Linked DNA regions of Mus musculus: regions 1 and 2 are each linked to region 3. The links are chromatin loops, found by intact Hi-C in ENCODE. Cell type or tissue: heart. All regions are shown on one strand.

Evidence for each region. Hi-C counts contacts between places; a loop is a spot of excess contacts. Peaks named below come from ENCODE experiments on the same cell type or tissue, not always from the same donor. Only the 100,000 strongest peaks of a DNase experiment are listed, where the experiment ranks them.
Region 1: it touches region 3 in a loop (5-fold over the local background); 11 of 42 quality-filtered maps call a loop at or near these places.
Region 2: a loop joins it to region 3, with 4 times the contacts of the local background. A loop is called at or near these places in 19 of 42 quality-filtered maps.

What each region holds. Positions count from the first base shown.
Region 1 is chr7:64,073,404-64,081,403 of GRCm38, reverse strand. No RefSeq gene overlaps it. Among named protein-coding and RNA genes, the nearest start is that of Gm20670, 20 kb to the right of the region's middle. In heart, a CTCF peak has its summit at 3,608; no DNase peak of the experiment used is centred here.
Region 2 is chr7:64,152,486-64,160,485 of GRCm38, reverse strand. Trpm1 (transient receptor potential cation channel, subfamily M, member 1) reads right to left here and starts at 6,651. Exons shown (of 27, transcript NM_001039104.2): 1 at 6,380-6,651. The coding sequence starts at 6,454. In heart, a CTCF peak has its summit at 4,543 (motif pointing right); DNase peaks (open chromatin) are centred at 1,105, 3,715, 4,115, 4,595 and 4 weaker places; H3K4me3 peaks cover 719 bases; H3K27ac peaks cover 1,331 bases.
Region 3 is chr7:63,935,902-63,943,901 of GRCm38, reverse strand. Klf13 (Kruppel-like factor 13) reads left to right here and starts at 4,987. Exons shown (of 2, transcript NM_021366.3): 1 at 4,987-5,935. The coding sequence starts at 5,356. In heart, CTCF peaks have their summits at 4,268, 6,605 and 7,591; DNase peaks (open chromatin) are centred at 4,211, 4,811, 6,131, 7,411 and 2 weaker places; H3K4me3 peaks cover 4,422 bases; H3K27ac peaks cover 4,740 bases.

The DNA.
Region 1 (8,000 bases), 140 kb before region 3:
GAGCACTGTGAAATCACAGTAGAGCCCTGTGACACCACAGTGGAGCACTGTGACAGCAAAGTGGAGCATTTGACATAACCGTAGAGCACTGTGTTAGCACATGGAGCATGGTGACATCACAGTGGAGCACTTTGATACCACAGTAGAGTAAGGTGACACCACAGTGGGGCACTGTGACAGCAAAGTGAAGCACTGTGAAACCACAGTGGAGCCCGTTGACACCACAGTGGAGCACTGTGATAGCAAAAAGGAGCACTGTGATAAGAAATTAGAACAATGTGACACCATAGTGGAGCACAGTGACACCACAGTGGAGCACTCTGACAGCAGTGTAGTACTGTGACAACAATGTGGAGCACTGTTATAGCAAAGTGGAGCACTGTAATAGCAAATTGGAGCAGTCTGACACAACAGTAGAGTAGTGTGATAGCACATGGAGCACTATGACATCACAGAGGAACACTCTGACAGCAAAGTTCAGCACTGTGACACCACTGTGGAGCAGTGTGATAGAAAAGTGGAGCATTATGACACAAGAGTGTAGCATTGTCATAGCACATGGAGCACTGTGATAGCAAAGTGGAGCACGGTGACACCACAGTGGAGCACTGTGAGACCACACTGGAGCATTGTGACACCAAAAAGAGGATGGTGACACCTCAGCAGAGCACTCTGACACTACAGTAGAGTACTGTGACAAGAAAGTGGAACACTGTGACACCAAGGTGGAGCAGTGTGGCACCACAGTGTAGCACTGTGACACCATAGTGTAGCACTGTAACACCACATTAGAGCACTGTGATAGCAAAGTGGAACACTGTGACACCACAGTGGAGGTCTGTAACACCATAGTGGAGCATTGTGAAAGGAAAGTAGAGCAGTGTGACATCACAGTAGAGCACTGTGACAGCAAAGTGGAACACTGTGACACCACAGTGGAGCATGGTGACACCACAGTAGAGCACTGTGACACCACAGTGGAGCACTGTTACAGCACAGTGGAGCACGGTGACAAAACAGTAGAGCATAGTGACACCACAGTGGAGCACTGTGATAGCCAAGTGGAACACTGTGACACCACAGTGGAGCACTGTGACAGGAAAGTAGAGTACTGTGATAGCAAAGTGGAGCAAACTGAAACCACAATAAAGCACTGTGACAGCACAGTGGAGAATTGTGACAGCAAAGTTCAGCACTTTCACAGCACATTGGAGCAGGGTGACACCACAGTGTTGCACAATAACAGCACAGTGGAGCACAGAGACACCACAGTGGAGCACTGTGACACCACAGTGGAGCTTTGGACACAACAGTGGAGCACTGTGACTGCACATGTAGCACTCCGACAGGAAATTGGAGCACAGTAACACCACAGTGGAGTATGGTGACACCATAGTGGAGCACGGTGACACCAAGTGGAGCCCGGTGACACCACAGTAGAGCACTGTGACACCACAGTGGAGCTTTGGACACAACAGTGGAGCACTGTGACTGCACATGTAGCACTTCGACAGGAAATTGGAGCACAGTAACACCACAGTGGAGTATGGTGACACCATAGTGGAGCACGGTGACACCAAGTGGAGCCCGGTGACACCACAGTGGAGTTGGGTCACACCACAGGGGAGCACTGTGACACCACAGTGGAGCACTGTTACTGCAAATTGGAACACTGTGAGACCACAGTGGAGGACTGTGACACCACAGTGGAGCATTGTGACACCAGAGTGGAGCACCGTGAAAGGTAAGTAGAGCACTGTGATAGCAAATTGGAGCATTGGGACACTACCGTGGAGCACTGTGATAGCAAAGTGAAGCACTGTAAAACCACAGTAGAACACTTTGACACCACAGTGGAGCACTGTGACAGCAAAGTGGAGAACTTTGACAGCAGAGTGGAGCAGGGTGACACCACAGTGTTGCAAGGGTCACCACAGTGTAGGACTGTGACACCACAGTGGAGCACACTGACACCACAGTGGAGCATTGTGATACCACAGTGGACCACGGTGACACCACAGTAGAGAATTATGACACCATAGTGCAGTGTTGTGACAGCACAGTTGAGCATGGTGACAAATCAATAGAGCACTGTGATAGCAAAGTGAACAACTGTGACACTACAGTGGAGCACTGTGACTGCAAAATGGAACACTATGACGGCACAGTGGAGCACTGCGATAGCAAAGTGGAGCACTGGAGCTCTGTGACAACACAGAGAACTGTGATAGCAATGTGGAGCACTGTGACAACACATTGGATCACTGTGACTGCAAATTGGAACACATTGACACCACAGTTGAGCACTGTGAAACCACAGTGGAGCACTGTGAAAAAATAGTGGAACACTGTGACACCACAGTGGAGCACTGTGACAGCACAGTGGAGTACTGTGACACCACAGTGGAGCACTGTGACAGCACACTGGAGCACTGTGACACTACAGAGGAACACTGTGACACCACAGTGGAGAACAATGACACCGAAGTGCAGCACTCTGAAAGCACAGTGGAGCAGTGAGACAGCACAGTGGAGCACAGTATCATCACAGTGCAACACTGTGACCCCTCACTGGAGCACTGTGACTCAACAGTGGAGCACTGTGACAGCACAGAGGGGCACTATGACAGCACATTGGAGCACTGTGACACTACAGAGGAATACTGTGACACCATAGTGGAGCACTGTGACAGCACAGTGAAGCACTGTGACAACAAAGTGGAACACTGTGACAGGAAAGTAGAGTACTGTGATAGCAAAGTGGCGCAATCTGAAACCACAATAAGCACTGTGACACCACAGTGGAGAATTGTGACAGCAAAGTTCAGCACTTTCACAGCACATTGGAGCAGGGTGAGACCACAGTGTTGCACAGTGACACCACAGTGGAGCACTATGATACCACAGTGGAGCACCGAGACCAGAGTAGAGCACTGTGACACCACAGTGGAGCACTCTGACACCACAGTGGAGCTTTTGACACAACAGTGGAGTACTGTGATTGCACATGGAGCACTGTGACAGGAAATTGGAGCACCGTAACACCACAGTGGAGCACGGGGACACCACAGTGGAGCCGGTTCACACCACAGTGGAGCACTGTGACACCACAGAGGAGCCGGTTGACACCACAGTGGAGCACTGTGACAGCACTGTGGAACCCGTTGACACCACAGTGGAGTACTGTGACACCAATGTGGAATACTGTGACAGCAAAGTTGAGCACTGTGACACCACGTTGGAGCCCGTTGACACCACAGTGGAGTGCTCTTATAGCAAAATGGAGCACTGTGATAGCAAAGTGGAGTACTGTGACAAAACAGTAGAACCCTTTGTTAGTACATGGAGCAATATGATAGCAAGGTGGAGCACTGTGAAATCACAGTCTAACACTCTGTCAGCAAAGTTCAGCACTGTGACACCACTGTGGAGCAGTGTGATAACAAAGTGAAGCATTGTGACACAACAGTGGAGCATTGTCATAACACATGGAGCACTGTGATAGCAGAGAGGAGCATGGTGACACCACAGTAGAGCACTGTGAGATCGAAGTGGAGCACTCTGACACCACAGTACAGCTCTTTGACACCATAGTTGATCACTGTGACACCACAGGGGAGCACTGTGACACCACAGTCGAATACTGTGGTAGGAAAGTAGAGCACAGTGACACCACAGTTGAGCAGTATGACAGGAAAGCGGAAAACTGTGACACCACTTTGGAGTACTGTGACATCGCAATGGAACACTGTGAGACCACAGTGTAGCAATGTGAAAGGAAAGAAGAGTAATGTGATAGCAAAGTGGAGCATTGGGACACTACTGTGTAGCACTGTGATAGCAAAGTGGAGCACTGTGGAAGCAAAGTGGAACACTGTGACACCACAGTTTAGCACTGTGATACCACAGTGCAGAATTGTGACACCATATTGGAGCACTGTGATAGCAAAATGGAGTACTGTGACACCACATTGATGCACTATGATAGGAAAGTAGAGCATTGTGACACAACAGTAGAGCACTGTGACAGCAAAGTGGAACACTGACACCACAGTGGAGGTCTGTGACACCACAGTGGAGCACTGTGAAAGGAAAGTAGAGCATTGTGACACCACAAAAGAGCATGTGACAGCAAAGTGGAACACTGTCACACCAGAGTGGAGTACTGTGACAGGAAAGTAGAGTACTGTGATAGCAAAGTGGAGCAATATGAAACCACAATAAAGCACTGTGACACCACAGTGGAGAATTGTGACAGCAAAGTTCAGCACTTTCACAACACATTGGAGCAGGGTGACACCACAGCGTTGCACAGTGACGCCACAGTGGAGCACAGAGACACCACAGTGGAGCACTGTGATACCACACTGGAGCACCGAGAAACCACAGTAGAGCACTGTGACACCACAGTGGAGCTTTTGAAACAACAGGGGAGCACTGTGATTGCACATGGAGCACTGTGACAGGAAATTGGAGCACCGTAACACCACAGGGGAGCACTGTGACACCACAGTGGAGTACTGTGACACCAATGTGGTGCACTGTTATAGCAAAATGGTATACTGTGATACCACAGTAGAGCAAGGTCACACCACTAGAGCACTGTGACACCACAGTGGACCACTGTGATAGCAAATTGGAGCACTGTGACACAACAGTGGAGTATTGTGATAGCACATGGAGCACTATGAGACCATAGTGGAGCACTGTGAGACCTTATTGGAGCACTTTGACACCAAAGTGGAGAATGGTGACACCTCAGTGGAGCACTGTCACACCACAGAGGAGTACTGTGACAGCAAAGTCGAACATTGTGACACCTCAGTGGAGCACTGTCACACCACAATGGAATACTTGACAGCAAAAGCAAACACTGTGACACCACAGTAGAGCACTCTTACACCACAGTGGAGCACTATGACAACACAGTGCAGCACATTGACTGCACAGTGGAGAATGGTGACAGCACAGTGGAGCACTGTGACACTACAATAGAGCTCTCTGACACCACAATGGAGGACTGTGATAGCTAAGTGGAGCACTGTGACACCACATTGGCACACTGTGATAGGAAAGTAGAGCATTGTGAAACCACAGTAGAGCACTGTGACAGCAAAGTGGAAAACTGTGACACCAGAGTGGAGTTTTGTGACACCACAGTGGAGCAATGTGATAGGAAAGTAGAGCATTGTGACAGCACAGTAGAGCGCTGTGACAGCAAAGTGGAAAACTGTGACACCACAGTGGAGCACTTTGACAGGACAGAAGAGCACTGTGACAGGACAGTAGAGTACTGTGATAGCAAAGTGGAGCTTTGGGACACAACTGTGGAGCACTGTGATAGCAAAGAGGAGCACTGTGAAACCACTGTAGAGCACTCTGACACCACAGTGGAGCACTGTTACAGCAAAGTGGAGTATTTTGACAGCACAATGGAGCAGGGTGACATCACAGTGTTGCAAGGGGGAACCACAGTGGTGCACTGTGACAGCACAGTGGAGCACAGTGAAAAAAGAGCAGAGCACTGTGATAGCAAAGTGGAGCACTGTGACTGCAAAGTGGAACACTGTGACAGCACAGTGGAGCACTTTGATAGTAAAGTGGACCACTGTGACACTACTGGAGCTCTGTGACACCACAGTGGAGCACTGTGACAGCCAAGTGGAACACTGTCACACCAGAGTGGAGCACTGTGACAGGAAAGTAGAGTACTGTGATAGCAAAGTGGAGCGTTGGGACACTACCATGGAGCACTGTGATAGCAAAGTGGAGCACTCTGAAACCACAATAAAGCACTGTGACACCACAGTGAAGAATTGTGACAGCAAAGTTCAGCACTTTCACAGCACATTGGAGCAGGGTGACACCAGAGTGTTGCACAGTGACACCACAGTGGAGCACAGAGACACCACAGTGGAGCACTGTGATACCACGGTGGAGCACTGAGACACCACAGTAGAGCACTGTCACACCAGAGTGGAGCACTCTGACACCACAGTGGAGCTTTAGACACAACAGTGTAGCACTGTGATTGCACATGGAGCACTGTGACAGGAAATTGGAGCACCGTAACACCACAGTGGAGCACTGTGACACCACAGTGGAGTACTGTGACACCAATGTGGAGCACTGTTATAGCAAAGTGGAGCACTCTGATACCAAAGTGGAGCAGTGTGACACAACAGTAAAGCACTGTGATACCACATGGAGCACTGTGATATGACAGTAGAGCAAGGTCACACCACACTGGAGCACTGTGACACCACAGTGGAACATTGTGACACCACAGTGAACAACTGTGATAGCAATGGGGAGCACTGTGACACAACAGTGGAGCATTGTGATAGCACATGGAGCACTGTGAGACCATAGTGGAGCACTTAGACACCAAAGTGGAGAACGGTGATACCTCCGTGGAGCACTGTGACACCACAGTGGAGTACTGTGACAGCAAAGTTGAACACTGTGTCACCTTAGTGGGGCACGGTGGCAGCACAGTGGAGCACTGTGATTGCAAAGTGGAGCACTGTGACAGTACAGTGGAGCACTGTGAATGCAAAGTGGAACACTATGACAGCACAGTGGAGCACTGCCATAGCAAAGTGGAGCACTGTGACACTACGGTGGAGCTCTGTGACACCACAGTGGAGCACTGTGATAGCAAAATGGAGCACTCTGACACCACATTGGAGCACTGTGATAGGAAAGTAGAGCATTGTGACACAACAGTAGAGCACTGTGACAGCAAATTGGAACACTGACACCACAGTGGAGGTCTGTGACACCACAGTGGAGCACTGTGAAAGGAAAGTAGAGCATTGTGGCACCACAGTAGAGCACTGTGACAGCAAAGTTGAACACTGTGACACCACAGTGGAAGTCTGTGACACCACAGTGGAGCACTGTGACAGGAAAGTAGAGTACTGTCATCACAAAGTGGAGCATTGGGACACTACCGTGGAGCACCGTGATAGCAAAGTGGAGCACTGTGAAACCACTGTAAAGCACTTTGACACCACAGTGGAGCACTGTTACAGCCCAGTGGAGAACTTTTGACAGCACAGTGGAGCAGGATGACATCACAGTGTTGCAAGGGGGAACCACAGTGGAGCACTGTGACACCACAGTGGAGCACACTGACACCGAGTGGAGCACTGTGATACCACAGTGGAGCACGGTGACACCACAGTAGAGCACTATTACACTACAGTGGAGCACTGTGACAGCACAGTGGAGCACGATGACAAAAGAGTAGAGCACTGTGATGGCAAAGTGGACCACTGTGACACTACAGTGGAGCTCTGTGACACCACAGTGGAGCACTGTGATAGCAAAGTTGAGTACTGTGACTGCAAAGTGGAACACTGTGACACCATAGTTGAGCACTGTGACACCACAGTGGAGCACTTTGATACCACAGTGGAGCACTGTGACACCATAGTGGAGCCTGTGACACAACAGTGGAGCACTGTGATAGCACATGGAGCACTGTGATATGAAATTGGAGCACGGTGACACAACAGTAGAGCACTGTGATAGCACATGGAGCACACTGATCGCAAGGTAGAGCACTGTGACATCACAGTGGAACACTTTGATCCCATAGTGGAATACTGTGACACCACAGTGGAGAACTTTGACACCACAGTGGAGCATGGTGACACCATCATGGAGCCCGTTGGCACAATAATGGAGTACTGTGACACCACAGTGGAGCACTGTGATAACAAAGTGGAGCATTGTGACACAACAGTAGAGCACTGTGATAGCAAGGTAGAGCACTGTGACATCACAGTGGAACACTTTGACCTCATAGTGGAATACTGTGACACCACAGTGGAGCACTGTGACACCAAAGTGAAGCACTGTGACACCACAATGAAGCACAGTGACACCACAATGGAGCACAGTGACACCACAGTGGAGCACTGTGACAATAAAGTGGAGGACTGTGACAGCACAGTGGAGCACTGTGATAGCACATGGAGCACTGTGACACC
Region 2 (8,000 bases), 220 kb before region 3:
TCCACCCAGAGAGAGGGAAAGTGGAGAAGGGTCAATTCCGGGCTCCAGGTAGCCTGTCTGTCACATGTGGAAGGCATGGAGTAACACCTGGGGCTGTCCTCTGAACTTTACACACACTACCTGCACTCATATATGGGAAATGTAATATGCATGTGTCAGTCTCACACACTCACACACACACACACACACACACACACACATACACAAGAGAGGGGGTGGTGGTGGTGTCAGTCCAAACTGGCTGAAGTAGGACAGTAATGAAGTTGAAAAATTGAGCTGACTTTAGTTCTGTATTAGCCAAGACCAAGTTGCTCTGCCAACAGATCCCTTGTGCATACATACACTTTCAGACTGATGGGAAGGGGTGTGGCCAACCCTTTCTTAGGCAGGGAGGGGCTCTGCTTCCTTTGGATGGGTGGCCGGGTGGGGGTGGGAAGAGCATCCAGAGCTCCCTGGTGTCCCCAAGGCAGCAGGAGGCACGGGTGGCCTGGGATACCACATGACTGCAAATCTCCCAGCAGCTTCTACAAACAGGAGTTTTTGTCTGTGGCCTTAAATACACAGGGCAGGCTGTTTCTAATGCTGGGTTGTTTGCAGCCTTCAGTGCTCTGGGGGCATTGCCTCCAGCTGTGATGCACAGCTTCCCTCCCCCTCTCCTTGCCCCTCCCCCCACAGCCACCAATCTCACAGCTCAAGTCCAACTGCTTCTAAAGACAGCCTTGGTGCCACCTCAACTGGCTCAAAGGTTAAATCCCAAGGTGGCCTTTCCCTGCATACACCCTTTACTCTTGGGTCAATGATCTATCAAAGGTCAAAGACAACTGCGAATGAAGCCTGCCTTGTGGGCCAGAGAGCCAGCGGGTCCTGGCACAGATTCTCCCTTTATGCATCCCTCACACACACCTCCATTCCCCTCTGCCCCAAGTGTCCTCAAACTCCCTAGCCTGTGCACTGACTGTTCCCTGCCGCCTGCTGCTCTTCCTGTGGGTGTCTGCATGGCTTCCTTTGTCAGCCTCAGTGAACCCCCTACCCTGATGCCCAAAGTCTCTCCCCTGTCCTTCTCCACAGCACTTACTGACTGCATAGCTGATAGCACTAGGAAGCCCACCCCCGCTGGGTGTGGTGCTGTTTTCTGTCTTGACATTCTAGACCCCAGTTCCAGGGATACTGCTGGACACACTACAATGCTGGCAAAGGCTTGTGAGAGAAAGGAGGCGTGCATTTATAAAAGGCCAGCCTTTGTCCAAACACTACAATGGGTTTACAGAAAAAAAATTAACAAAGAACAAGCTACAAACAACTCTCTCACTACAACAAGTTTTTGTGTTTAGTTTTGCTTTTGCTTTTGAGTCGGTGTTGTAAACATTCAGTCTACACTTGTTACAAGAGTAGTTAGTCTAGTGGCTTAACACGGGTGGAAACTGAAGACATCTTCAATGATGTCTTCCTCACTTTATTAATGAGGACGTTAGGCCCAGAGAGGTTCAGTAGCTTTCCTGTAATCACACAGCAGCACCCTCAGCACATCTGCAGACAGGGGTGGTCAGACCCTTGATGTGAACGCGCTATGTGTGGGGTGCTATGGCAACCTAGAGTCATCCGACCTACATACATCTCAGCTCTGCGTGGGAGGGACCTGTGGGGATGTGAGCAGGTGCGAGACCCCACAGAGGCTGGGAAGGCCTGGCAAGACGCTGCCTTGGAATTGCTCCAATCATCTCTGAATCCCAGAGGCAAAGGAGGAGGAAGACAGGGTGGAGCCAGAGGCCTGGGGAAGGCTCCTGCCAGGCTATGACTCTCTCTGGCTCTTGGGGACAGGGTTGCCAGCAGTGTGGGGCACAGTTGCAGAGCCCCAAACTTATGTACCAGTCCATCTATGACTATGCCGGAGGAAGCCAGGTATGTCTGATGGCTTTAAGGTAGGGTAGGAGAAAAAGAGGATTTTCAGAAGTCTCTGCCAGCCCAAAGTATTCTGATCTCTAAAGTGCCACCCCTGCCTCAGCCCCCAAGGAAATGGCAGCACGGCTTAGAGAAGGACGCATGCGTGTTCTTTGCCTCAACACAATGAGCTTGCTGCTTTTTGAAGACTGCTGCATCAGGGCCACAGGGGTTCTCCTGAATCTTTCAGAGCCTCTGAGCAGAGACTCACTCACATACTGCGTCTGAGGTGGACCCTGGGCTTCTTCAACAACCTGCCTCCTCCTCATGTTCTGTTCAGTTTGTTGGTTCTGAAATTTGAACATTTTCTTTGGGGGGGGGGTATTGATCATTTCACAGTGACTTTGGGTGGCGACTTAACATGAAAATCTACTGGGATCCCCCCAGATAACAGCCATGCTCTCTGAAAAGTGTAGCGCACTCCACAGAACCAAGTCTAGCTCCCCAGAGTGGTTCCCGAGTTCACAGCTCCTGATCCCTTGATCTGAGATATGTCTTCGGCTGCAGCTGCTACAGAGGGTGGTGGGATACAGAGGGCAGGCCAGTTTGGCTCGGCCCCTGTGTGCAGCTTCTGGGCTGAGGAGGCAAGAGAGCTGCTGGTAAAAGCCAGCGCTGTAGAATTCTTTCTCTGAGATTAGAGGCAGGCAGGGCACTCCTTGCTGCACCTGGGCTTCTTCGAGAAGGATGAAACCAATTCTCAATTGTGAAAGCACCGCTTTGATTTCAAAATCATAAGAAAGGCTGACAGACAGGTGAGCCGTGTAAAAAAAGGAAGGAGGCTGTTTTAGGGTTTCATTGCTGTGAAGGGACTACATGACCAACGCAAGTCTTACCAATAATGTTTGACTGGGGCCAGCTTACAGTTACGGAGGTTCAGTCCATTATCATCACGGTAGGAGGCATGGCAGCGTTCAGGCAGACATAGTGCTGGAGGAGCCAAAAGATCTTCATCTCGATTTGAAGGCAGCCAGGAAGAGACTCGAATTCCACACTGGGTGGAGCTTAGGACTGAGACCCCAAAGCCCACCTTCACAGTGACACAGCCCCTCCAACAAGGCCACACCTCCTAGCAGTAGTGCCAATCCCTGTGGGCCAAGCAGTCAAACACATGAATCTATGGGGGCCAAATCTGTTCAAACCACCACAGAGGCCAAGAAAAGGAAAAATGATTGCATCTAGCACATGAAGAAAGAAAGATTACAGACAGAGCTAACCACCTCTATCCTAAAAGGACATGTCATTTTTAGAATTTCCTTGTGTGTTTTGGAGATTTTATGAGAAGCTTATTGTTTTGATAACATATGTTCCAGAATTTATCTGTGTTGATATTTTAAGTACTGTATAGTAGTCCATTGTTCAGAGCTGCAGGGATCCCAGCACACCCTTGCCAGTGAGCTCCAGGGCACTCTTATTTGCAGCAACGTGGAATGCTGAGATAAGCATTTTTGTGTATGTCCTTCAGGACCTGTGCTGGAATTTTCTAAGGGGATCTAAGGTACAGTTTACCAGGCTGTGCTACCATTTAATATGTTCAAGACCTCCATTTTCAATTCCAAATTTTATCTGTATCGTTTAGCAAATTAAAATGTAGACAGGGTTTTCATGTTCCACATGGCCACCTGGCAGCTTTTCCTACAGCTGCGGAAGGCTGGGCCTCCTGCATAGAGGTAGCTGCCCTTCAGTCACTGATTCAATTCCCTTGGCTGGATATTGGGATTTTTTGGGGTGGGGGTGGTGTTAAGGCCAAGTGAGGAGCTGCCTAACAGGAAAAGCTGACCAGCCAGGCCAAAGGCCAAAAGTGTCTTTGACAACAGAGGGCCAGGCAGGATCACCCTTGGAAGAGCACCAAGTTCCTAAGGACAAAGGAATCTCAAGTGTTTACAAAAACAAAGGAACATGCATACTTTGGGAACTTGTTTCTCACTATCCCCTTACAGATTAAGTGGCTCACCCCTGTAATCTAAGCCTGAGGGGGAAGGGGGGACTGAGGCAGGGGGATTGCTGTAAGTTCAAGACCAGCCTGGGCTACAGAGTAACACTCCTACACAGTGTAACAGAAACAGATGGAAGAACCATCCTTCCTTCTCCCTTCGGTGATCTCATTCTTGGCCTGAGGAGTGTCATGATCATGCCCGGGGCTACACTGAGCCTTTAACTAGGTCTGGTTCTGGCAAGGAGGGCTTGGAGACTCGGGATTTGGGGGAGAGGTGCCAGGGACCGGATCTGGCAGTGAGGACTTGGAGAATTAGGATTTGGGGGAGGGGGGGTCATAAATTGCCATGGGATGAGTTCACCTTGGAAGGGGAGGGACACCCTCTTAAATTTGAAGTAGAATCAAATGTGTAGTCCTGGAGGATGGGGGGAGGAGGGAGTAAAAGGAAGAGAGAGAGAGAGAAAGAGAGAGAGAGTGAAAGAGAGAGAGAGAGAGAGAGAGTGAAAGAGAGAGAGAGACAGCGGGACAGAGAGGGAAGAGGAGGAGGGGGAACAGAAAGGAGAGAGAAGTGCTAGTTTTCAATGCTGACCACACTCAGTGTGTTCCTCCCATCTGCTGAGTTCCCCACACCCAGACTCTGCTACTTCACTAGGGTAAGCACCCGGCAGAGGGCAACAGAGACATGGAATTCCAGAACAGCACAGCCTGCTTCCTTTCCGGAGCTTATCAGTTAGCAGTGGGAGCGGCTGTGTTCTGGGAAGGAGGGTCATGCGCAGTGGCACAGCTAGAGGCATGTGAATGTCGCGTTCCTGCCAAGTGTGGCGGTAGATTTGTGAATACTAATTTACAGGACACCCGTGGGCGTGCGGGCTCTACAGAAAGACTGCTAACTCTCACACACCTGGGAGAACAGAGCTGTACCTTCTACCACCCACAAGGAGCCCCTGGGGATGGATCTTCTTGAAACTTGTAAAAAGCCTTTAAAAATAAACCATTTCCTATTGACTTTGTGTGTGTTTTCAGGTTCCTAGGACATCAGACGCTAGGAAACAACTGGATGGATAAATGCCTAGCTGTTTCTGTGCTATGAGATCAACCGCCTGGTCAGCTCCTAAGATGACCCAGTGTCCTGCCTGAGGGAATACCTTCCCTGAGGCACTCACCTGGATCGCGCTGCTGTCCTGGCTTCTGTCCCCAACACTGACCAGGGCACTGGCTGGAATGTCAGAAAGAGCTACTGCAGTGGTGCACCCTTCTGTTCACACCCTCTCCTTCCTGCCTCCTTCACCCTCTGTAGGGGCAGTGTCTTGGAAGGAGCCTCTACCTCCTCCTTGGGCTCTACCTGAGGGCAGCTGAGTAAGATGACCTATCAGGCCACCTACTGTGGGAAGAGAGTGTATACTTGTTGAATGAGCATTCACGTCATGAGCATGACCATGTCAAGAACACCAGTGCCTCAGATTCATAGGATGGCAAGGCCTTTCCCTGGTGCAAGGATGGATGTTGAAGAATGGGTGACATTTAGCTAAAAAACAGTAGTGAGTAGTGCAAACTGTACAGAGCTTTTTCATCCCAGATTACTTCATGGTCAAATCCCCTGAGGCCGTTTCTCTATAGAGACCATCTACCAAGATTAGCTGACCAGCCTCCTTGTCCATACTATATATAATAAACACACATTAGCTGGCTAGTCTCCTTGTTCATACCGTATATAATAAACACACACTAGCTGACCTGCCTCCTCATTTACTTTGTATGTAACAAACACACTGAGTAACCAAGCACATAGTGTGTCTCCATCCGAGGGCATAGCCCACAAGATCCTAACTTTACAGTTAACTTGTGTCTGATTTTCTTAATCAGGTCTCCAGTTGTATGGGCCATGGTAACCTGGGTCCAAAGGACCCATTCTTGCAGCCCAGGGTACTGAAGGCCACCTACTCCTAGGCTAGTTTTTTGTTGCCTTAGACAGACCAGGTGCAGAAGACAAGTGACCCTAACACAGTAAGTGGCCTTTAACAGAATGGGACGTCCACTCAGCCTGCTCAGAGGCCACAGAAACCTATACCAAACGCAGGGCTCACTCAGGGCCACCCTCACGTCTTCTAGAAGCAGCAGTATACCTCTAAGTCCCCTCAGTAATTCTATAAATCTGGAACAGAGCAAAGCAAGGACAAGCAAGCCACATAAGAACCCTTTCACAGTGCCCCGTGTGGAGACAAGGGATGTCATGGCTCAGAGCCGTGAGGATACTGGCCACGGCTACCAGTACAACATCCTGAAAGTGAGAGAATGAAGACATCAGACATGGGACATAGAGGCATGAAATGTGGAGTCACCCCCTAAGAAAGGAGTTTGATGCAGTAGAAAGTATATATACATAACACACACACACACATACACCTGGAAGACGAGAGCCCACTGGAGCAGCAATCAAACAGAGTAGAGACCCATGTCCCTTGACCTTGCTATCCATCTGCCCTTGGGCCTCAAACAAAGCTCACTCACCTTCTGGGACCCTGATGTGGAGCTCTTGATTGAACCACGCTTGAAGGAGCTGCTCATCTTCCTCATGGACCCCATGGGTGCTTCTGCATTCCCTGTGAGGTCCAGCCTGCTGCATGGGAGGCCCTGGTCAGCTGAGGTAAGAGAGTCCTCTTTATGAGACTGGACAGCAGGGCTCAGAGTTTGAGATGATATTGATGGCTCAGTCAGCTCAGAAGGAGCTGGACTGCTTCTCACCCTCCGGCTGGACTCCCACCCAGTGCTCAGAGACTACATAGCTTCTGTAACATCTGTAATCAGCCTTAATCCCTACTCCCCCCGCAAGGTTTTTAGGAGGCAGATTTAGCAAATGGCAATTGGAAGTAAAATCTACTTTGAGAAAGTGGTGACTGCAGAGGGTTTGGGGTGGGCACATGATGAGGATTTGGGGATCCAGCAAGGTGAAATGTGAGAACCTTCAGCACTGGTGCCCAAGGCCCCTTGTTGGGCTATGTCTTAATGTTTCTATGGTGCAGATAAAATACCATGATGAAAAGCAGGTTGGGAAAGAAATGGTTTATTTCAACTTACCACTCTCAGGTCATCACTGAGGGAAGTCAGGGCAGGTACTCAAGCCATAGAGGTACAGAAGCCATGGAGGGATGCTGCTTACAGGCTTGGTTGCTCATAGCTTGCTCATCCTGCTTTCTTATACACCCCAGGACCACCTGCCCCCAAGTGTGACTCCACAAACACTACTGTGGGCTGAGCTTGCCCACATCAATCAATAGTCATGAAAACACCCTACAGACTTGCCTACAGGCAACCTGAGGGAGGTAATTTCTCAACTGAGGTTTCTCTTCCCAAATAACACTTGTGTCAAGTTGACAAAATCTGACTGGCAAAGACTGAGGCCAGCTTCCCATGGCATTCATATATCAGTAGGCTGAGTTTTTAGGCCTAGACTGGGTAGATGGAAGCTCCCTCCTAGAAGCCAATGGGGATGCTTTCTCCCATGAACTGGGTAACAAAACAGTATACCTTGTTGTGTGTGCCCCGTGTCCATCTCAGATCCATTCTGTGTTCCACGTGAGGGATCTGTCCATCATATTTCAGGGGTATGGTCTTCCCTCTTAAAAACACAGACTAGGACAGGACACAGGTCTTCTCTGCTGCTGTGTGGAATAGGGGAAGGGTAGTGGTACACAGCAAATCAATCCAGCAGTTCTCCTAGGTCTATTCTAGTGCACCTATGTGTCACCCTCTCAAGATGACTTCCTTGGGTGTTTGTATCAGCTAATGTACAGAGGAGAAAAAACAAGGCTCACAGAACATAGAGAAGGAGCCCCACTGGCATAGAAAAAGAAAATGAGCACACAATACAGACAGACAAGGCTAGAGGTAAGTAAAAGCTAACTTGCCAACCATGTAACCCAAGATCCAACTTTCTCCTCCCTGGGTGTGGCTTCTTGCCCCAAGAGAACTGCTTGGCTGTGGGGGTTCAGAAGGTAGAGCCACAGCCTTTAGAAGTCTGGCTTAGAAGACTAGGAAGAGGATCTTCCCAGCACATACCTACCAAGGAGTGCTGGCTGTGCACTCCCTAACCCATTCCACTCCCTGCCACCATTCAGTCAGTGCAGTTCAA
Region 3 (8,000 bases):
AAACTCACAGAAATCTGCCTGCCTCTACTTCCTGAGTGCTGGGATTAAAGGTATGGGACACCACTCCCCGAACAAAAGACTGTTTTGGGGGGTTGAGGGTGGGTGGGTTTCAAGACAGGGTTTCTCTGTGTAACTCTGGTTGTCCTAGAACTCACTCTGTAGACCAGGCTGGCCTTGAACTCAGAAATCTGCCTGCCTCTCCTCCGTGCCCCCCCCCCCCCCAAGTGCTGGGATTAAAGGCATGCACCACCACTGCCAGGCTAGGAAGGGAACTTTTTGAAACCTCTTGCATCTAAAAATGCAGTCAGGCTGTGTAGCAAAGTTTCTGTCAGTTATAGACAACACACATCACCATGATTCCTAAAGGGAATCCCTAATAGATTCCCATCACCTCCAATACGCCAAGTATGGCAATGTTCACAGGGAAATGAATTACTTACGTAGGGTATTGGCACAAACCAGCTTACTGTTCTGCTGGACATCCAAAAGCAGATGAAGGTGCATCCGATAGCTGTTACTCTTACAGTTTGGTGTAGTTCCTACCAGGACAGCCAGGGTTATACAGAGAAACCCTGTCTCAAAAAACCAACCCCCCCCCCCAAAAAAAAAAAATCATCGTAAAATAGCGTGTTAGGTTTTTAAAAACAGGGAATGGTTACTCTGGCTCACAGTTTTAGAGATTTCAATCCTGGACCAACGGCAGCAGCGATCAAGGATGAACGTAAAAGAATGTCTAGGATCTCTATCTCCTCAAGGGCTTCACCATAACTCAATATCAATAGTATGCACAGGGTACAGTTATCCAAACTATGATGAAGAGTATTAATTCAAGCTTTCTGTGTCTCTTCACTGTAAAAACACACCATACCCCTTGGGGTTGCCAACACACAACTCTCAGTCTTGCATGGGCACACTCTGCAGTGCTCACAGCAACTTACCTGCCCAAGGAGACATTTCCTACAATGTATCCCTCCCTATTGATGGATGGTTATGTTTGGATCACTGTCTAGCTCCATGACAGCTATGGTAGTTTTCCTCTAGCATTCCCAAATCTGTTTCTTTGCTCCCAGCAGCTAGTCCAGCTGTGAGAAGCCCATTATTCTGACTCCAGTTCATAAGTGAACTACAATTAACACCAGGTCACCTTCCCTGATACTCAGAAATTTCAAGAGTGGTAAGATACAGTGTGGGGATTTTCTCTCAGGCCCTTACTCTCCATGGCTGTCCCAACACATGTTCTCTGATTGTCAAGACTTCCCTTGGACTAATTAATTCATCAGTGATTTTTTTTTCTAGCCATCATGTCAAGGTTGCTATTAACTGACCAAAGCACTTTCTGGTTGATTCATTTTTTAAAAAAAGATTTATTTATTCATTATATGTAAGTACACTGTAGCTGTCTTCAGTCACTCCACTCGAGAAGAGAGAGTCAGATCTCCTTATGGATGGTTGTGAGCCATCATGTGGTTGCTGGGATTTGAACTCAGTCCCTTTGGAAGAGCAGTCAGTGCTATTAACCGCTAAGCCATCTCTCCAGCCCCCTGGTTGATTCTCTAATTTTCTTCTCTCTTTCCATTTTATGCTTTTGTGGATTCTTTCTGGTTAATGTTCTCTCTCAGTCTTTCCACTGAAGTCTTTGTCATTTATATGCTTGCTACTTTGCTTTAATGCTTCAAGAACTCTTTCTTTTACTCCTAAATATTTCTTCACACATACATTCCCTTTGCAGACTGTGGTATCCTTTTACATTTCCCTGTTGATATTATTGGCTGTATTGTTGATGTTTACTTCTCTCTATATGGCTTGTTTCCTACAACTTAACAAAAATAAAACCAAACAAAAACCAACCCTATTGTGCCTTTGTATTTCCTGATGCAGGGTTTCCTGACATGTCAGCTCAGCTGCCCACTCTTATTTGCCTGGGAAGGACTGAGATGGATCAGAAGTCCTGTGTCAAGTGGCACCTTTCACTGTGGCCTTCTGTGTAGTGTGCTAATTGGATCCTTGAGCAGCTATGGATGTCAGACTGTTTTGATCATTCTCTGTGGCCTGGTTAGCTCAGCCCAAAAGCCTCTTTTAGGCTCCTGGCTCCCTGTGCCATGGAATCCCCGAAAGGGGTGTGTAGGTATCAGTAGGCACATGCGCACTACTGCCTCTGACGCTGGGGACTCATCTGTCTCCTTTAGATAGAGACAGTCTCTCCTCAGGAAGAGGAAGGGGAAGGAAGCTGTGAGGCTACATGGAGCTGGCAGCCGATCTAAACATCTCTCAACAGACTCTAGTACAATCATTTATCATCATTCTTAGTTCAAGTCCCTTTCCCTTCCACATCCAGTGTCACCATTTGTGAACCTTGTGGGGAAACTTTCCTTCCTAGTTCAGGCTTTCATTTTCTTAGGTCTATGGGTACATTTCAGCTTTACTGGCTGCAGCTGCTTCTTCTGCTCTTGTCCATGTTCGTGTCTTACAGTTGAGGTTTCTAGCTTATATCTGAGGTTGTTTCAGAGGTTCCAAATGGAACAACTACCACCGTCACACAAAAAACTTCACCCGTCATTAGTCCTCTTATGGTTCATTTGCTCCCACTTGGTTCACTCTGATCTGTTTTGTTTCAGTTTCTCCTTTTCTTTCCAGCTAAAAGGAAACATCCCTATCTCATTTACCCATACTATTGTTATCAAGATCCTACTAGCACAGAAACATGGACCTAGAGCTATGAGATATTTACTGGAGAGTAGAGCTGTACCCCTAGGATATTTCTATCTGGGTTTGGGACAAGAAAGGCCTCAATTTTGAGACCCCAATCATTTTGTACTTGGTGAGTGAACTGGTAAGAAACCACTCAAGGTAATGCCTCTTGTATATAATATCCAAAGGAGAAAACCCTTTGGGAGACCATCAGGAAGAAAGCTTGGATGGGGTATGTCAGAAGGGTTGATTGATGCAGTTCTATCCTAGAAACCTATAATGTAGGAGTCCAGTGAATATGTATGTCCCAGGAAGGTCCACCGTGGAGGACACCACCAAAAAGTGTTTTTGTTTGTTTGTGTTTTTGTTTTGTTTTTTTGGTTTTTCGAGACAGGGTTTCTCTGTGTAGCTCTGGCTGTCCTGGAACTCCCTTTGTAGACCAGGCTGGCCTTGAACTCAGAAATCCACCTGCCTCTGCCTCCCAAGTGCTGGGATTAAAGGCGTGCGCCACCACGCCCAACCAAAAAGTATTTTATGTACTGCAGAATGCCCCTGGCTGCAGAGGGACAGAAAGACATGCATGGACTGAAAGGCAGTGTAGGGGCCAGCTCTTTCCCAATGAGATGACTGTCTGTGGCATGTGGTGGGAACAGAGGAGCAATCTGAGTCATCACTTGGTCAGGACACAGTCTCTTAAATGCCATCAACATAATCTGCCTGGAACAAAGATGACTACTTTCTGCCAAGTGGAGACCCTCCTACAAAGCCCTGATCCAGCTTCTCCACAAAACAGCAGCCCAATGGTGTGGAAATTCAGGGTGTGTGCTCACACTCGGGGTGTTCAAACGTTAACCTAAAGTTTCACAACTGAAAATTCCAAATTGTTCAGTTTCCTCAATTATCAGAAATCAAAGTCTTTTCTATTTTAGGCTCCCATTTAACTTGGGGAAGAACTTGAAATCAGAGCCATGGTTCTTAATTTTCACCAGTAGTGAGGTGACTGACCCTTCTTTAGCTCACTGGGGTCGACCAACCGGCAGTCGGGTCTCCCTGACTTGGTGGCTGACTTATTTTAAGGTATCATCCACAATGAAAAGGAGAGGCTGCTGATCCTACCCTCACAGGTCAGAGGCCAGTTGCGGCCAAAGTCTTTTGAGTGTGTTAAGATTGGTTCAAAGGCAGTTGGAAGCTACGGGTCTCTCTGATGATGGCCTAGTGTTCAGAGAGGAAAGAACATGAATGTGTGTCTAGACTTTAGAGCAAGGTGGCCTAGTTGGAAGGCCCCGGCAGGACGCAGCGGAGCATTTCCTTCAGAGGCCCAGACAGTGGATGGGTGGGGCGCCCTGGGCGGGGTCCTCGCAGCTGGTGGTGTTTGAAGCCTCCAGGACCGCGGTGGGAGAGGGGCGGCCTGGAGAAGTTGGCAGCAGGCCTGGGGCAGGAAGGGGGAGGAAGGGGCCCCGTGTTCCCTGAACAGCCGCGACCGCAGCCCCAGCACGTAGCTCACTCCCTCAGCATTGGCAGTGGTGGGTCCTGCATCAGCCAGGTTAACATAGGCTCAAGGGCAGTTCGGCCGCGCGGGGGCGGGGCGGCCCCAGTGGTGACAAGGCTCGGGCCAAGGTTGCGTAGAGAACCGGAGCTCAATAGGAGCGGGGTGAGGAGGTGGCTGGAGATGGGCAATGCAAACCCGGCCACCAGAGAACTCCGCTGCGGTGGGGTGAGGCTCGGTAATGTCCCGCCCATAGGCGAGGTCGGCCGCTTAGGTCCCATAGGGACCGATACGCCACCTTGCCCGCACTCCCGGCGGGCGGAGCGACCACAGGGTGTCTTGCTCAGTGTTGCCATCCTCGTGCCACCCACTGCTGCCTGCTCACAAAAGCTCTGGCATGGAAAGGGCCGGCGGGGTTCCCGCTGCGGGAGGCACGCGCCCCAGCCCTGCGCCGCTACACAGCGGCCCGCCACCCTCGGACGTCATGCGTCTGCGCGCCGCGCGCCCGGCTCCGATTTCCGCCCCTCCTCTTGCAGGCCCAGGGGCACGCCCACTGGCGCGCGCAGGTCCCGCGGCCAGTAGAACCCTCTCGAGGACCGGATTGGCTGCATAAAGTACTCAAGAGCCAATGGAGTTCGCGTCTACCACTGGCCACGCCCCTCCTGAGGCGCTCCAGGCTCCCCGCCCCCTTCGTGCGCGCTGCTCCCTGCGGCCGCTGCCGCCTGTAACCTGCGCCGCCAGGATGTGGCTGGGGGCTGACGTCGGGTCCAGATGTGGCCCCGGCCCCGCCCACCCCCGGGGCCGGTCCGCCCACACCGAGCCGCGGCGCGCACGGAGGCTGTCCCGCCTGCCACAATGCACGGTGGAACTGCGACCACAACTTGCAGGGGTCGTGCCTAACGTCGCCTCCGCTCGACGTCCCTAAGACAGGCCGACTCTGACGCCGCACGCGGACCCTCCTTACTGGAGCCCCCCATGCGCTCACCCTCCAGTGCCCGGCCAGGCGGACGCGGAGCCGCGCGGGTGACGGCAGAAGCGGCTACGCGCCCAGCCTAGCCCAGCCCAGCCCAGCCGGAGAAGAGGGCGCGCCGCGCCCCCGCCCCCCGCCGCTCCCGGAGGCCGTGGGTGCGGATGCGCCGCTGACGACTCCTGCGAGAGCACCGCGCGCCCTAGCCCGCAGCATGGCAGCCGCCGCCTATGTGGACCACTTTGCCGCCGAGTGCCTCGTGTCCATGTCCAGCCGCGCAGTCGTGCACGAGCCGCGGGAAGGACCTGAACCCCGGCCCGAGGGCGCGGCCGCCGCCGCCCCCACACTGCCCCGCGTTGACGAGCGCCGCGACGGCAAGGACAGCGCCTCGCTTTTCGTGGTGGCTCGGATCCTAGCGGACCTCAACCAGCAGGCGCCGGCGCCCGCCCCCGCGGAACGCAGAGAAGGGGCCGCTGCGCGCAAGGCGAGGACCCCCTGCCGCCTGCCGCCTGCGCCCCCTGCGCCGCCACCCGGCCCAGAGCCCGCCTCCCCGGGACAAGCAGGCGCGCCGGCCGCGCCCCCCAGCCCCGCGTGGAGCGAGCCGGAGGCGGCATTGGAGCAGGAGCCCGGCCCCGCGGGGAGCGGCGAGCCTGGCCTCAGACAAAGGGGTCGGCGAGGCCGGAGCCGCGCGGACCTCGAGTCCCCGCAGAGGAAGCACAAGTGCCACTACGCGGGCTGCGAGAAAGTTTACGGGAAATCTTCGCACCTCAAGGCGCACCTGAGAACTCACACAGGTCAGTGGGGCGGCGGGGACGCCGCGAACGCGCGGACTAGGGACTGCTTGGGACCGGCCACGCCCCCAGAGCTTCGGGCCCAGCGCTAGAGGGGGCCGGGGCCGAGGGCGGGGAGCCATGAGCTGAGGGCGATCGCAGCCGCGCCCCTGTCCTGGCGCTCTGGCCTCGCGTGACGCTGGCCGTGGCGCTTGGAGCCGGCGCCCTCTCGGCGACCGCGCCCCCATCGGGCACGCCCCCTCCCAGGCTCTTGGGGCGGGGCCGCGGGGGTAGATGTCGTCATCCGGGCTGCGGGCGGCGCGGGCAGGTGCGCTAGAGGTGGTTGGGGGGGGGGGCAGGCGGCGCTCCCTTTTGGGGCGTAGGTGCTCGGGGAGCTGGAGTCTCGCCACCCCTCTTCCCAGGCCTCCGGGCGGGCTCTGGCGAGGGAGGGGCCGGCTGGGGCGGGCGAAGTTCACGCGGGGACAGGGCTCCCTTCAGCCACTCGGCACATTCTTCGTTCTCTTCTTCCTGTAATTTTTCCAGGGCTCTAAGGTTTAATTTGTCGCAACCCGACCCAGCGGCGGCGCTGGCCGACGCGGGGGGCGGTCCCAGTCCTCGCTCCCTACCCCACGGCTCTTTGTGGGAGCCCCAGCCCATCCGGCCGGCGGGGGCGCGCCCGGCCGCAGGGGGCTGCGCTTGCTCTAGGAAGGCGCGCTCCGTTCACTGACCTTTCTGATCCAACTCTCACTTGCTCTTGGGCTGTGTGCAGGCAGGTGGCACCTGTACCAGGGCGGCCGGCCTGAGCCTGAAACCTGGGATGGCGTGAGGTCACTCGCCTCTCTGGTTTCCGGGGACCGCTTCGCAGCTCGACTCTTGGTAGTTGATGTCGAAGTCCGACTTCCCCCCTCCATTTTTGGTGTTAACACAAACATTTAGGGTTGGTTGGGGTTTTTTTGTTGTTGTTTTTTCCTTTTTTGAGCTCACAGAAACTCTTTCGTAACAGTTAACTCTCAAGTTCACTGCAAAAAATACTTAATTCCGTTACTTTGTTACCGGGGTCTGTTCTTTTCGTTGTTGTTGTTGCTAACAGTTAAGTGACCGACCGAGAAGCTCTAGACATGCAAGTCGTGGAGACTAGAGCTCAAGGCCCGTGTGTTCATAATGGAACGAGCCGGAGCTCTAGGCCAGGGAGGTGTCAGAACTTTCTCTATAGAGGCCGGGGGTTGGGGGGGGGGTCCTCAGCCCTTATCTGTGGTCCCTCAAACCACGTGGCAGGTGATGGGATTGAGTGAAGACTGTCATCTCCCGGCATTCGGAGTCGAAATTAATGGTCTGTGAGCCCAGAAGGTGGGTGGGGTTTGTGTAGGGTTCCCAGTTCTGCTCGGGAAAGCCGCTGCTGGGGTGGGTGTGGCCATGGGGGAGGAGCAGAGAGCTTGGTTCAGAACTTGATGGACCAAGAGTGCTGAGTTGGGGCGGGGGTGTTCGGCGAACTATCGAATTGAGAAATCTTGGTGCAGAATATTTCACCGTGGTTTCCCACTTGCAGCACCCGGTAGCCGATCTGGTGAAATGCAGAGGGCTTGCCTGAGGGGAGGGGCTGGATGTCGTGGGCGGGTTGGGTCCAAGATGTTTTTCCTTTTTGGCTCGCTCCTCCTTTCAGTCTCAGTTGGCGTTTAGAAAACGTTTGGGGGCGCTGGGGACCGCATCTTCCGTAATGGAAAGGGAGCCATTCTCTTCGGAGCGCCAGGAAACTCAGAGCAGGTAGAAAGAATAGAGTCGGCCTTCTTTTTAGTGCCAATAGTGTGCTATTCGGTTTGTTTTAAGAGTAGGTAATCGGAGCCGCTCTCCATATGTGCCGAGGGAGGGAGGCTGCACCTCTGGGGTTGTAAGGTTCCAGGCCCTCTTGAGAGCGGGGTTAGGGAGGCCTGTAGATGTCTAGGCTGCATCTTATTTGGTACCCAGGTGAGTCTGATGATGAGAGTTGCCCATTTCAGATGCCTGCTCCTGGGTGGAGTCTGGTTCTGCCTCTAATCCGGGAAGCCCTGGGAAGCCATTGCTAGACCTTGAAGCGCTTAAGTAACTCATGTTC